2 separate regions of the Mus musculus genome follow, and region 1 is linked to region 2. Evidence: chromatin loops called from intact Hi-C (ENCODE). Cell type or tissue: heart. All regions are shown on one strand. Links, peaks and the distances in the headings refer to the core of each region. The heading gives the core; the rest is flanking DNA.

The links. Peaks named below come from ENCODE experiments on the same cell type or tissue, not always from the same donor. Only the 100,000 strongest peaks of a DNase experiment are listed, where the experiment ranks them.
Region 1: it touches region 2 in a loop (6-fold over the local background); 7 of 42 quality-filtered maps call a loop at or near these places.

What each region holds. Positions count from the first base shown.
Region 1 is chr1:95,664,347-95,671,986 of GRCm38, reverse strand. St8sia4 (ST8 alpha-N-acetyl-neuraminide alpha-2,8-sialyltransferase 4) reads left to right here and starts at 4,393. Exons shown (of 5, transcript NM_009183.2): 1 at 4,393-4,838. The coding sequence starts at 4,726. It overlaps Gm30431 (predicted gene, 30431), which reads right to left and starts at 4,286. Exons shown (of 4, transcript NR_166710.1): 1 at 3,831-4,286; 2 at 345-576. In heart, for the core only: no CTCF peak of the experiment used is centred there; DNase peaks (open chromatin) are centred at 3,366, 4,336 and 5,746; H3K4me3 peaks cover 2,743 bases; H3K27ac peaks cover 526 bases; H3K27me3 peaks cover 1,123 bases.
Region 2 is chr1:95,392,791-95,400,928 of GRCm38, reverse strand. No RefSeq gene overlaps it. Among named protein-coding and RNA genes, the nearest start is that of Fam174a, 83 kb to the right of the region's middle. In heart, for the core only: a CTCF peak has its summit at 3,584 (motif pointing left); no DNase peak of the experiment used is centred there.

The sequences.
Region 1 (7,640 bases), core at 2,235-6,234, 270 kb before region 2:
GTTTCACTTCAGATTATCTTCCCGTTTTGCTCACTCATCCCAGAAACCAAGTGACACAAGTCCTCAACTATTCACCTTACTTTCTCTATCTCCCTTTAAAATGGAAGTGTTACTGCACTGAAGTTTAGATTTCACGATCAAAATTCTCTGTTTTCTGGTTTTGTATCTTAAACATGCTAGTTTGTCTTTTAACATTAAGAGCTTTATCACACTATTAAGTAATATGTTCCCTCTTTTGTAAAAGTTGAGCTGGTAAAGTATCAACACTGCTTGATCACAGGGATATATGTTTCCTGTGACTAGAACCTGTTACAGTGATTGCTATTGAATATGATCATATATACCTGTCTTAGTTAGGGTTTTACGGCTGTGAACAGACTCCATGACCAAGGCAACTCTTTTAAGAACAACGTTTAATTGAGGCTGGTTTGCAGGTGCAGATGTTCAGTCCGTTATCATCAAGGCAGGAATATGGCAGTGTCCAGGCAGGCATGGTGCAGGAGGAGCTGTGCGTTCTACATCTTCATCTGAAGGCTGCTAGCAGAATACTAACTTCCAGGCACCTAGGATGAGGGTCTTAAAACACAAGCCCACAGTGAATTCAACAAGGCCACACCTCCTAAATAGTGTCGCTCCCTGGGCCAAGAATATAGAAACCATCACCACAATACACATAGAGTTAGCTCTTAAAATAAAAGTTAGGTCTCAAAGATACAGTAGTACTACATGTCTTAAATAAATTCTCTTCTCTGGGATTTTTACAAAACTATCTCAGAATTCTGTTTTTTATAAGATGCCTTCTTATACAAACTCCTATGTTTGTTTTAGCTTATTTTACTGTGTAGCTTGCTGATACTTTTGACATTGATTCTATATTCAAAGAGACTGCATCATGTATTAAAAAAGACCCTTCATTTGCAAAACACCATAGAACAAACCTACAGGTTCCATGATGTGGGGCACTACTACTCTGAAGTTTTCATCAACTCCAGGACAATTTCTACAGGATTTTACATATAATAAGCATTCATTTCTGAAATTCCAATGTAGATGTAGTCTTCTGTCAAGAAGATTAAAAGCAGAAAAATCCACTACATGTTCTTCATATTCTAAAGCATGTTTTAAAGAAATAAATGATTCTACATTTAGGTCATACAAGAGATATTAAAAGTCCTTCTATTTTTATCTTCCCTGCATAGTGACTCAAATTTTGTCTAATGACAGAATTGTCATTGCAGCTAATATAAATCATCCCAATTGCATCAATGACAGATGTGAGAATGTGTGCTTAACCACAATGCATACGCTATCTATCAGTATTGACCACTTCTCAAGTGGGATATAGGGAATTATGATTGTGGTAATAGAGAGGAAGATCAATTATTTATTTTATGTTGGGGAGTTACAGGTCAGATGTGAAATAGACTCATTATTTTCCCCTTATTCCCAACGGCTCTCTCCAATAAGTGTCTATTGATCCATTCTCCCCAGAAGCAGTTGCTGCTAATGGATTAGGCAAGTTTATGCTTGGAATTCGTACTTTCCTTTGTAAGTACTATATTTATTCATTTGTCTAATACTCGTTTTCCAAAAATTGAGATTTGTACAATCTTAGTTTAGTAACAGTCAAAGCATACAGTCTGAAACCTTTAATAGAATTTCTTACTTTGTATATTTAAATACAAACTGAGCCGTCCTCAGTAGATTAAAGCAGAAAATAAAAATTATGAAAACAAAGTTATAAAAAGTGAGACCAGACAACTGCTAATTGACTCCATAGAACTGTCACTCAAAGAATAGGAGGGCCTATGTGGTTTTTTGTTTTGATTTTGGTGTGTGTGTGTGTTTGTGTGTGAATGTGTGTGTGTGTGTTTGTGTGTGTGTGTGTGTGTGTGTGTGTACATGTATTTTATTGTGTGGATCAGAGGACCACTTGCAGACATCCATGCTATGTTTCTACCATGTGAATCCTAAGGATTCAACTCCTTTGTTAGGACTGATGGTGAGTAAATTTACCAGCAAAGTCTCAGTGGCCTGAGCCTGGTTTATGAATTCCATAGCATAATTTTGAGAGAGAGAAGAAAACATGCTACATGGATGCAGTGGTGTGTGTGTGTGTGTGTGTGTGTGTGTAATTTTAACATCTCAAAAGACTCTGTGATAAGAAATAGTAATAGAACAATAAAACGCTTAGGCTGAGACAAGAGTCTACACACAATTAAAATGTGAGCCTTAAGAAATTAAAATGGTTCTTACAAACGGAGGTGTTTCTGAACAGCACAATTGAAAAAGATATATCTCACAAGACAATCTTCAAGTTGAGTTTTACAAATTGAAGATTATTTAACTGATAGTCTGTAAGTGGTAGTTAATTGTAAAAGGTTCATGCTTGCTTACAAACCATTACACTGTATGCAAAAGAATAGTATTGCCAATTACCCAAGCCAGCCGATATTGAAGAATTGAGAATAATGATGATAGATTTCCTGATCTGGGAGAAATTTCACTCATTTATGACTCTGCATTCTAGCTAAAGTCAAAGTCTTTTGTGATTAGACATGTATTATATTTGGTTCTATGTATGGAAACATAAGCAAAGGTCAATATATAAAAACAAAAGGTTTTTAAAGTTGGGCATTTACCTGAGAGAAAATGAACTAATAGAGGAAAAAATGAAAATGATATTTTCTGCATGTGAACATGATATTTTTTCTTGCAACAAACAGCATTTTTATACACCCCAGCCAATACCACTTCCCTTTAACCCATGAGAAACTGTTTTATTTTTCTCCCTGCTGCTACTTGAGAAGTCTGTGTAACTAAAATGCATTAAGGTAAGCAGGATTTGCGTGGACATCAATCCACTGGAAAGGCTCCCAGCAGGCCACTTGTAATGTCAATAAAGACTCATAATTGCTTGCTCCTTGATGCATTTTAGACTTGGCTCTTTGGTTGCCTGTCCTGCAGAGATTAGGTTCTCAAAACTTAGGAGACTTAACTTCCTAAACCTTGAATAGAAACTGACACACATAAACAGGGTCTTATACTAAGCTCTGTTGGTTTACTTTTAAAGACCTCAGCAGCTAGGCAAAGGTTCTAGAACCTCGGGTTTTAAGCAAGGGTCATGTCTTTCTACTTAATGCTGCTCCTTGAGTCACTCTGAATTCTTCCTAAGTCCAAGGATACCCAAATCCTGGTGGTGAGCCTTCTCATTTGCTGATGTGGAAAGTGCAAACTTAATGGGCTAATGGACTAGCAAAGGTACTGCTCAGTGAAGGAGCAGGAAGTCAGACTTCAGAGCCTCTGGAATCCTGGGGCCAAGGCACACAGATAGGAAGGAGTCTGGTTTCCAGGCTCTGTCTCCTGCTGAGGAAGCATGTAGATGTTAGGTGTGATAAGCCTGAGCAGTCAGCTCTCTTGAATGTGCCAGAAACTAGGAATGGAGAGGTGCTCAGCTAGAATACTCAGAAAGCGCGCCAGCTGCACAATACAATAGAAGTAAAAAAAAAAAAAAAAAAAAAAAAAAAAAAAAAAAAAAAAAGGTAGGCGGGAAGAGGGGTGAAAATCAGAGCCCAATACACTTCAGTTGGATTTTCAAGAGGAGCCTGCCTTTCCTGCTTTTTACCCTTCCTTTCTTCTTCCCTAGGATTACGAATGTGTTGGTGGGTGTGCCGGAGGACGCTGCCTTTTCTCAGAATTCTGGTCTCAGCAGTGAAGTTTAAATGGCATTGGATTTGCCTTCACTTCGTGAGGAGTTTCCAAACGACAACGCGTGGGTCACAGAAGTGTCCATAATGTTCGTAAGGATGCCTCCGACTTCACTTGCTTACCTCAAGCTTCAAGCTGGGATCCTCATTACCCATCCACTCTGCGGGCGAGATCAGCTCATCAGCTCCTGTGAATAATCGTATTTTCCAGACAGAGTTGTGCACTGAATAATGAACGTTCCCCTTCCACTTCCCTGTTGGATTTCACTGTGCTTCGGTCGGGTTTATTCGCCCGTGCGTTTACGTATGTTTAGCAAACACGCTTTGAATGATAGGCTGCTTTCTCGAGCTATCCTTATCCCTAGCCATTGCGTTCCTCTGGTGGGATGAGTCTCATCTTTCTCAGATGAGATGAATGCTGGTGTCGAAGCTGGCGGATCTGGAGCCTTGACGTTTGGGCGTCCTAGGAGATAGTGTGGTTCTGTGTGTGTCTGTGGTTTGGGGGCATGTGCGCAAGAACGCGTCCGCGTGCGACTGTGAGCTTCCTCCACCCGGCATAGTGCAGACCGAGCTCACAACGACTCTCCGAGCAGCCGCCAGTAACGCAAGGCAACAGCAGCCTCCGCCCCCTCAGCACGGTGATTGGCTGGCCTTGCTTATCGTTTCCCTGCTACGGCGAGGAAAGGGCCAGTGACGCCCCCGAGCCCAGCTGCAGAAGAAACCGCCACCTCCAATGCACAAGGTGTCACATTTGAAAAGAAACCTGAGCCCCAGGGAGGCGGCGCAGAGCGACCCGGGCCCGGTAAGCGCTAACTGCGCGGCAGGGAGCTGGGCAGCGCTGGAGAACCGGGAGAGCTCCACCGCTGAACATCCTAGCGACCTGATTCTGGGATCTCGGCTCCACGCTCCCTTCGCAATTTTCAGATTTCTCCCCCTTGATTATCATCCCAAAACGGAGCCTTTATACCAGGAGAAGGTGCCTGAGCTGGGACAACCAGGACTTTCCCGGGCACCCAAGATGCGCTCAATTAGAAAACGGTGGACCATCTGCACTATAAGTCTACTCCTGATCTTTTATAAGACAAAAGAAATAGCCAGAACTGAGGAGCACCAAGAGACGCAACTCATCGGGTAAATGCATGTTCAAGGATATGACACCAAATCAAGCCATAGTGAAGTGTGCTTAGAGCCGGGAGAGTGACGTTTTTGGAGTGCTGTGTGTATTGGTTTGGGCGTGCTTGTGCAGAGTGTCATGAATTAAATAACAAAGGCTCTTTGGAGGTGTGTGTGCATGTTTCCCATGCTGGTTCTAGGATGAGTTTAACTTGCCCTGTGCAATGGTGGTGGTGGTGGTGGTGGTGGTGGTGGTGGTGGTGGTGGTGGTGGTGAAAGATGTATTGGCACAGGGTGCAGCTCACCAAAGAAGTCACTGCAGAAGTGTCAACAAAGAACGAGTGCCCTTGTCAGTTTAACGCTTGAGCAGAATTCAGAGATGTCTTTACTCCTCAAGCCTTCTCTTTCTTTCTTTCCTTCTGTGTCCCGCCAGTCTATGAGGACACCATAAAAAGCGGCGTTCTCCAAAGTTTATGGTCACAGAAGTGAAGTGGGTCTTTACTCTTTTTTGTTTGTTTTTGTTGGGGGAGGGGACGCCTGTAAGATCTATTTTCTTTCTTTCTTTCTTTCTTTCTTTCTTTCTTTCTTTCTTTCTTTAAGTTAGACATTTCAGTATCAATAAGGAAAATTCCTTATTCACTCCTCTACGTATAAAACTCCCGGGTTTCATGGTTACAGTTTTAGAAGGGAACTGGGAACTGCGCCTTTACAGACCATATCTGCTCTTTTTTTTTGAGTTTGTCAAGATGTGATCAAAATCTCCGCCCCATTAAGTTCTGTAAATATCTCACTTCCTTCCTCTCTCCCCTGGCTTCTCTGCCTTTGAAGTCTATCCGGGAGCAGAGCGAGCGATTTGTAACTTCTTGTCTCTGACAAGGCTTGGAAGCGCACATCTGAGGATATGGCCCTGTTGTCAACTCTGTTAAAAGTCCTGTTTCGGAAATCCTCCCAAGTCCGGAGCTTTCCACAGTCGGAAACTGCACTGGCTGAGATTTCCTTCTGTTTTTACATTGTCTCTGGCATCTTTGAAACGAAGAAGGATGCTTTGGCATTTTTGTGTGTGCGCGGTTTTGTGTGGGGGGCGGGGCAGAGAGCTTCTCAAACACACACTAGGAAACTTTACGCAGCTCTTTTCTTAATATCCCCGCTCCTCTCTGAGTAATCAGTCACAATGAAGTGAGTAAGACGCAGGTGTATCCTCCCGGAAGGACTTGCTATTCTGCATAAAGCTAATAGTACTAGGCTCAAAGGGGACTCTAGGAGAAAGGAACACTAATAAGGAGTGGGCCGAATGGTCCTTATGCTTCAACAAACCTATTCAAGGTTTGTATGAGAGGAAAAATAAATACATACATACATAAATAAAAAGAATTAGGTGAAGTCGTTTACCTAGAAGTGGATGGTTGGAAAATCCATGTCAATGGTGGAAAAGAAAAATTGGGAGGGGTGTGAATAAACCCAGCAGACCTGTTTTTGCCAGGCAGACAAAGGGGTCTTGAAGGTGGTGAACCCGCGCGTGGGAACTCCTGGGAGAGGCGGAGGCTGGGGCTTGCGAATCGAGGCTCTTTGTTCCCTTCAGAACTGATTGGGTTCCAAGGAGCCGGCGCTTAGACAAAGCGGCCAAGCTTCTACAGGACTCCAGTGGTTTGGGACCCTAGCGAGCAGGAGTGGGCGTGGTGATGAACACTATGTCCAAACCCTGCAAAGGAGTCATTCCCTTGCTCGGATAAATTGCCTCCAGGAAGGAGGCCTGTATCCCGGGTGCCCCAAAGGAAAATATCAGATCCAGGACACTCCACGTTTCACAGTGACATTTATTCTCTGGCCTTTTTGGAAATCAAGGGAGGGTCTGCACAGCCCTGGCATCAGAGGAGCTGCAGCCCCACAGTCACACAGCGACTGGGTTAGCTCTACTGAGCTGTGCCTCCGCACCCTTTGCAAGCTGAGCTGCCAGTTCTTTCTTCCCAGTTCCTATGAGAAGGCTTGAGGCCAGCGCTTGAGTTATCAAAACAGGAAGAGAGGTGTACCGGGTGCCGTGCTGGTGTCTACCCTTTCTTCTACAAGAACTAGTAGTCAGAGCAGGATAATGAGAAGACTGGTGTGTGTGTGTGTGTGTGTGTGTGTGTGTGTGTGTGTGTGTGTGTGTGTGTGTGTGTGTTTCGTGTGTGTTTCGTGTGTGTTTCGTGTGTGAGCATCATTTCAGAAAGAAGTAAGCCTGCCTTCATTTGTGACAGTCAAGCAAACAAACAAACAAAAAAATTCACATTCAAAGCTCCTCCTCTTTAATTAAAGCCCGCAACTGCAGCTTTTTTGAACAAGGCAGAGACAGGGTTGTGGAGACAGTCCTCACCCACGTGCTGGAGAAATCCTGACTGCTCTGGGCTTCCAGACTCAGGCACAGGGTGGGGCCAGTGTTACCAAGAGCAGTGCAGGGTAGCTGGGGTCTCTGGATGTTCATCCCCTTTTGGCCTGAATGAAACGTTCAGGGGGGTGACCTGAGCACATGATTTCTTTCAACTCCCTAACAGTGCCTCTGGTGGAGCACTTGATTCATCAGCTAACCCACCATCTCGTCTCTGTGCAAGCTTATGGGGAGGCCAGTTTTGAAATGACTTAAAGAGTAAAGGGGCCCTGAAGGCCAGATCAAAACTTCATTTAAAAGTGAGACCATAGAGGCAGGCTACAGCCTTTGGGGGGCACTGCAAGCCTTACAGGCTGGCAGTAGCTCCAACCAAGTTCTTTAATCTTACATTTCTCTGAGTTCAGAGTCCCCAACACCATGAATATTTCCCACTAGATAGGAGGTTTCTCTATCCAACC
Region 2 (8,138 bases), core at 1,745-5,744:
TTTCACTGTCTTTGATTATCTCAATACTTGCGTTACTGATGTGGTGGCTGCCCTACTACAAGTCAATGATGATTTTTGAAATTTATTCTCATTAAGTTTATTTTTATATGCTGATTCATAAATCAACCTAACAATAATATAGAATCTCTTTCCATATTATCTTTATTTTGACTAATTGTTCTTGGGAGTGTTTTAACTAGAGGTTCAATTCCTTTCATTCTGTATTCTTGTTTTAGCTGGATTCCCATTTCATTCTTTTTTAGTAAGATTTTTTAAAGTTATGTGTTGTGGATGGGCCTGGTGCTGTTTGTAGTTTGATGCTAATTCTGCTCTCCTGGGAGGGGTTGCAGACGAAGAGTGAGTCACGTGACTTCTTGTGAACCAATCCCCTAATACATAAGGAGCCAAACACTGGGTGAGGAGGCAGTACTTCCAGGTTGGATATTGGAAGAGAAGAGGGAGGAGGGAGTTAGATGCTTTTGGAACTGGACTGCATAGGGCAAGATGTAGCTGCTAGAGTTTCCTGGTATCAGGACAGATCCATCAGGATTCACCACCAGAGCGATCAGATTTAATAAGGCTTTCGAGATAAGGTTTTAGATGTTGTGCCCAGAGATTGGGTTACCATTGTTTCTGAGCTAAGTTTGTGTCTTATTTCTTTTCTCTTGGACACTCGACTGGGTTTCAGAGAGAAAGGTACCATGGCAAAGCACGGGTTCATCTAATGAGCACCACAAAGACCATGGGGAAGGGGGTGGTTTGAAGCATGGGGTTGGTGTGGTAACGACTGCCAGTTGGAACCTAGTAACTGGATGAAGAGTTTTTGGAGTTCTGAGTCAGTCTCCATGAGATAATAACATGTTGGCCATTGCCGCCAGTGCATGGCCTGCCAGCCCCAGGCACAGAGAGTTGCCGGTGCCCAGCAGCAGTTCGGGAAGCTTGCCAGTCGTTTCTTAATATTTCCCGCAACAGTTATGCATGCATTTTTGAATGAGCTGCTGTGTACCATGTGCATGCCAGTGCCCACAACGTCTGGGAAGTTGCAAAAGATTTCCTAGAACTGGCCTTACAGGCAGTTGTGAGCTACTGAAAGAGAGCACTAAGCACCTAACTGGCATCCTGGGGAAGAAACTTAAGAGTTGCTAACCCCTAAACCATTCTCTGATGTTTGAGCTCACTTATGTTTTTCTTGATTTTTAAAAACACTGTCTCGAGTAGGTAAGCTCTTTTTTTTTAGGTTACAGTATAGAATTATCCATTTAAGCTGAAAAAAAAAAGATATAGCTTTTTCATAAAAAAAAATTTGGATTGCCTATCCATAGAAGTTTCAAATGTGGGTTTTTTAAATAATAAATTTATTGTAATGCAAAATATAGTCTGTTTCCTTTTAACAACCTGCCTAAAACTGAGGTCGAGGCCAGCCTGGTCTACAGAGTGAGTTCCAGGACAGCTAGCGCTACACATAGAAACCTTGTCTCAAAAAACAAAACAAAATAAGACAACAACTAATGAAGATAATTTTAATGTCATTTATTTCTCCTTAACTAAGATGTGTCACATAATGTTGCATTGTAACAATATTTTCATACCACTACTTCTTTATCTCGTAATTTCTAAATTTGGTTCTTCATATATTTCAAATATCTTTCAGATGTAGGGAAAATTTATTCCAGAAACATGGATGCTCTGGCAAGGGATCACATCCAAAGATAAGACCTAGCCTGAATGCAGGCATGCTCTAGATTACAGGCTGATATGGCTGAAATACAGACATGCCTTTAGTATATACTTTAATCCCAAACAAGTAAGGTAAAGTTAGTTTGTGATGTCTAATTGAGGGACAGACAAAATGGCAAGTTAGAGAAATACTAGACAGAATGAATCAGAGATAGAATATGCCCAACTCTCAAGAGAACAGGGAGGGAAAAGAGGTTATGGAAAAACAAAAGAGGAAGAAAGAGGAAGAGAGAGAGATGGAGGGAGGGAGGGAGAGAGAGAGAGAGAGAGAGAAAGAGAGAGAGAGAGAGAGAGAGAGAGAGAGAGAGAGAGAGAAAGCAATTTTACTGGGACAGTTTTACAGAAACAGGTGAAGACAGAACTAGTCAAAGATGAGAAGGAGCCAGGAGATTCGAACCAATTGCCAGACTTAGTCTGAGGCCAAGCAGACCAATTCAGTCAAAAGCCAAGCAAAGCCAGTTTGAATCAGTCAGGTTGGAGAGGAGTTTTAAGGTGGAACAGCTGAGTTGGAAAAGCCAGCCAGAGATCAAAAAGAAAAAGAAAGGATATGCTTGTTCAGCAGTAAGCTTCCCAGACAACAATTCCAAATAGAAAATAAAAGTTTCTTCTACATTCAGTCAATAAAGACATGGAACAGTTATTTTAGATAAGCTTCCAGATTCCAGAAAATCATACTTCCCCATTCGGGCCTATGACTTACTTCCATTCACTTTTATAGTTTTGTGTCTCAGCAAGGCCACCAACACAAATATACAAATTAAATTCTGGAAGTAAATGACACTGTAATATCCAATTCACCTCTCAACTTGTAGACCCAATTGTGGTTGACATAATGATCAGTCTGCCTTGTGCTTTTATTGTACCACAATAGCTAAACTGAACAGTAACCACAGTCATGGCTCAGCATTCCCTGCGTAAAATTATAGTTGCTCTCTCTCTTACATGTTCTTTCTGGTTTGTGAGATGTACAGAGACCTAAAAATCTCTCATGAGGAACAAAGAACAAATACAAGCCAACTGCACAAACTGTGTGTGTGTGTGTGTGTGTGTGTGTGTGGTTTGTGTCAGTATAAAGCATAGATATTAAAAAGATGTGTCAGTCTTTATTGTTTGCATGTATGCTAATTAATCATCTTAGTCTGTTCTTATATATAAAGAACCTATATATGTAAATTATAAAATGGAAAGTATACATATGTAATAAACAACTACACATATAAATTACACAAATGTATATAACAGGCTTATGCTATTATAGTATATGACAAGTCCCAAGACCTGCAAGATAAGCCAGAACCAAAAACATGCAGGGAGGCAGTCCACAGTCCAGGGAGGCTGTATACAGTACATGGAAGGGAATACAGAGTACGGATGTGACAGTGCACAGTAGAGTCCTGAAGATAATTAAGATAAAAGGACTTTCCTTCTGCTTATTTCTCATGTAATTTCAGGTTAAAATCTCAGTATAGCACACGTTCATGTCATGAGTCTCTTGAATCCTGTCATTTCCATCCCTGTTCCTAAAGAAGGTGTGTTACTTACTTTTTTTTTTTTTCCTTTCTTCTGTGATAAAAGGCCACGACCAGAAGCATCTTACAGAAGAAAGAATTTATTTTGGCTTTTGGTTCCAGTGGAGTAAGAGTCCATCATAGTGGGAAGGCACGGCAGGGATTGGTTGGCATGACAACAAGAAAGTGAAGCTGAGAGATCATAGCTTCAATCACAACGCATGAAGCAGAGAGCACAAACTGGGAGTGTGGAAAGGCTTGGAACTCTCCCTCTGTTCCCTGTTAGACTCCCATAACCAAGGCTGGACCTCGGATCAACCTTTCTTAACAGCGCCACCAACTGGTAACAAAGTGATCAAACTCCTGCTCCTATTGAGGACCTTAGAAAATGCTAAAAAAGAAAAAAAAAAAGAGGTGTGATATAATATCTTTCTGCTGATAATAAATTATTGTTTTATTTTTAAAAATTCTCTCATCTTGACTTCAGTTTGACCTTGCTTCCTTTCCCAAGTTTCTCCCCTCCACCTGTCCTCTCCCCCTGATCCACCCACCTCTTTCTCTTAAAAACAAAACCAAAACAGACAAACAAACAAACAAAAAACAGGCCTCCCAGAGACAACAACCAAATATGGCATTACAAGCTACAATCAGACCAGGCACACACTCTTATTTCAAGGCTGAACGAGGCAACCCGGCAGGAATCAAAGGGTTCCACAAGTAGGCAAAACAGTCAGAGATAGCCCCAGATCCTACTGTTCGGAGTTCCACAAAATACCAAGCTACTCAGCCGTAACATACATTCAGAGGACCTAGGTCAGATCTCTACAGGCTCCCTGTTCTCTGAGAGCTCCCATGAGTCCAGTTCAGTTGATTCTGTGGGCCATATTCTGGTGTGTGCCTAACCTATCTGGTTCCTCTGCCCAATGTTTGGCTGTAGGACTATCAATCTGCTCCCATCAGTTGCTGGATGAATTCTCTCTGGTTTCTTTGATGATGATCCCTCTAGGTAGAAGACAGTTCTGGCTCAAACCATCAAGAAAGGGGAGTCTTGCAATTTAAAACCCCAAGAGTTAATTATTTTTCAGGATGGACCTTACCTTCACTACCTTAGCCAAACCCTTCATTGCTTCACAGCTGAGGAACGCGAAGCGTTGAAGAACTGAGAGATCTTCCCTGTGGGAACGGGGGTGAGAAACCCGTGAGTGAAAATCAGCATCAGTTGGGAATAGCAGTGAACACCCGGAGTTCCAGAAAGTGGGCAGAGAGACAGGAAGATCTCTTAGCTCAAGGTCATCCTTAGCTGCCTCCTGATTCAATACCAGCCAGAGGGAGACGGATCCTGAAAAAAAATTTTCCCCTGTTCCAAGGCTTTCAATTTACGATGCTTTCATCTGTGTGATAGCAAACAACAATAAGTACATTTCAGACAAAAATTCGACCAAAACTTAGAGTCCCCTGAGAAACCCTTAAACATGCCTTCTTTGTCATTATTTCCCTCTAAATCATCCTGGGAAAATGGCGGTACACTAAGCCACACTTCTGATAAACATTTGTGGAATATATAGTAGACTGAGAACTGAACGCAGAACTACTCCTTTCCTAGCATGCAGTAATAACTTCTACTACGAAATATGTTTAAAATGATCTCATTATTATCTCTAGAAGATAATGATAAAATATTACCTAAAGGGTATATGTGAGTACTCCAAATAATAACAACAACCCTTCTTGTATACTGACATAGAAGCCATACTACCAGGGTAGAAAACGTCATACCAATTTTAAAATTCAAACTGGAGAAAGTCACCAGAGATACATTTTATTTTAAATTTAAAAAACTCAACAGACAGGGCTGGAGAGATGGCTTAGCCATTAAGAGCCCTGGTTGCTCTTCCAGAGGACCTGGGTTCAATCCCCAGCAGCCACATGACAGCCCATAACTGTCTGTAACTCCATATCCAGGGCTCCGACACCCTCCTGCAGACATGCGTGCAGGCAAAACACCAAGGAGCATAAAATCTAAATAAATAAAGTTTTAAACCACTCAATAGATAAGAGATAATATAGGAAAGAAAGGTATTCTAAACTCTGGGGCTTAATTTACTATTTTTCTTAAGCCTCTTTACTCAATAGAAGCAGTGGCTATAAAGATGAGAGACCACCTGTCTTCTCCGCGAGTGGTAAAGCTGCATGCGGAATTCCTAACACTCAAATGTGCCTCACTTTCCTGTGAGGAATCAAAGTGCACTCCGTGGAAGTGGTGGATTTTCTGCCTGTTGTATCTGAGCTCAGAGTTGCTTTTTCATGCATGGCAAATGTCTGACCAGGGCTGACAGAAGCAGGAGTGTTTGGAGAAGCGGTCTAAAAAATCACAGACAGAATATACACACCATCCAGATGTGAGAAGGAAAACTACAATGAATGAATAAATGAATGAATACCATCCTTGCTGTTCTCAGACAGATGTATCATATTTTCGTGCAGGGCCTCACAAGACTTTCATTTCTGACACCAACACCCATGTGACAAGAGCATCCTGATACAATGTTGGAAAACTCCCCCTCCCTTTGTCTGTCTGCAGTGCTTTAAAAGAAGAGTCTCATAAACAAATTCAGGGAGTGGTGTTGATGTTTGGAGAGTGCTCTTAGACTGGTTCACTTTGCTTTGAGAATGAAGCCTTAGTTCAACTCCATGTTCCAGTGACTTGAGATGGATCCAGATGTCTTGCTACTCATACAGTGTTCTGGAAAATAATTAATACAGATGTTTGAAGACATAGACTTTTACAAGTCCATTAGGCTATTACAAAGCCTAAGGTTTGACACACCTTGACTTAAATCTATAAAATTATACTCCCACTCCCAAAATTGTTCCGAGTCTATAGGATGACTTGCCCAGTTGGAAAATGAATCCTTCAATTCTCTATAGCAAGGTCAAAATAAGACTGGTAGAAATGCAATTCTCTATTTTGAAGAAAACAAATTTTCAGTTCTCTATATTTTTGAATGTGCTTCTTTATATAAAATGTTATTTGACAGGTTACATCAGTTGCAACTATTTAAGACAGAATATTCAAATTCTTTAAAATGACAGGAAATAAGTATTTTTAAAGTTTATGGATTAACTGAGTTGGGTATAGTTGCACCAGAGGTGAATGTGAGACAATCTAATGATATTTCCTTAAAATATAGTCACTCTCTCTGCAGGATTTGTCATCTGAAATAAGAAGAACCTAAATTGACTGCTACTGGTATGGGCCCTGCCTGGGGAGAGAGGAACACCCCCAGATATTATTCATTCGTGTCCTGGGTTGGTTTGAAGGCATGACAAAAATGGTGGATGAAAAAAATTGGAGAAACTGGACACTTGACCGGGTATGCTATGGACAGAGCATCCCTAAGGCTAAAAAGTCAAAAAGGAGATATCTACAGTTTCACCTTTGTGAAATTGGCTAATTCCCTATCTGCTATGAATTGCCAAACATATGTCTGAAAAAAAAAGAAAACCCAAATGTTCTCCCTACTGTCACAAAAACAAAGTCGCAGCAATAAAACTGCTATAACTGGGGTTTCAAGCTTTACAAAATGCTTGTATATTTGTCCAACCCAAGACATCAAGACACAGCAAAAACTCCCATTCATCCATACAGGACAAAACTGCATGTTACCATCACTCCTAGGACCATCTCCTCAAGGGGCATGCAAAGGCAGTAGAGTGGTTTTTAATAGGTTATTTCTTGGCCTGTGAAATGAGCCAATATAAACCAGATTAGAATTTGTCAGGAAGCTGTTTTCAGGTGAGTTCACTGGCCCCCAAGGACTGAGGCCGAAGAGTCTCCATGGAGAGGGGAAAGAGGGAGGGAACATTCGAAAAGAAAGAAGAAAAAGACAAGACACCAAAATGTCCTGATTACATAATAGGGGAGAGCCTCTGTGGGAGAGGCAACCTGACACCTAGGCTAAAAGATTCAGGGTTGTGGACAGGGTATGCCAGGTAGAGTCTGAGGGATGCTGGGAGAACCTGGAGGCCAAGTCTCTTTCCCTTGACCAAGGGTCTTAGTTTGCAGAAGGCATTATACATCTGGGTGCCATTTTCTTTCCATTGATGCCTTCGTGAGCGTGTCACTAGAAATGTTTTAGCACCAACTTCCCAAGATTCAGTCTACCTATACAGCTCAGGATACTTGGAAAAGCAGAAACTACAGAAATCCAGATACACATGGAGTGATCATTGTTTCCAAGAAAGCTGTAGGCCTGAAAAATCTACCAAACTCAGAGAGATATTCTTCAGCTCACAGCTACTCATGATCCATATTTTCTCTTAAGGAATGGAATTTATTCTCACAAACTGACATTTTTTAACAAGAACTTAATTTAATAGCAAAATATATGTTTTAAAGTATATTCAGAAACTTTAAAAACAAAACTATAAAGGTCAGGACCATTTGCCTACATGGAAAGCTTAGGCACACACTCTAAACAAATAAGAGTAAAAAAAGAAACGGACAGAAGTATTCAGAATAAAATATACACAGAAGACTTATATCCAATAAATCCACATCTCTAAAAGTTAATGGATTTCAAGAGATTGTACATTTATTTTTATTTATATGTGTATAGGAGTGTGTAACTGAGTGTCTGCTTGAGTGTGTATGTGTGTTGTGTATATGGTGTGTGTGTGTGTGTGCTGTGTGCTGTGTGTGTGTGTGTGTGTGTGTGTGTGTGTGTGTGTGGTATGTGTGTGTGTGTGGTATGAATATGTGTGTGTAATATATACACATGTACATGGGAATCATTTCTCTTCATCTACTATGTAGTTCTTGGCTGAACTCAAGTGCAGCCAAGCTTTGTGACAGAAAGTAGGACATGGTGACACACAAGTACAGTACTTGGG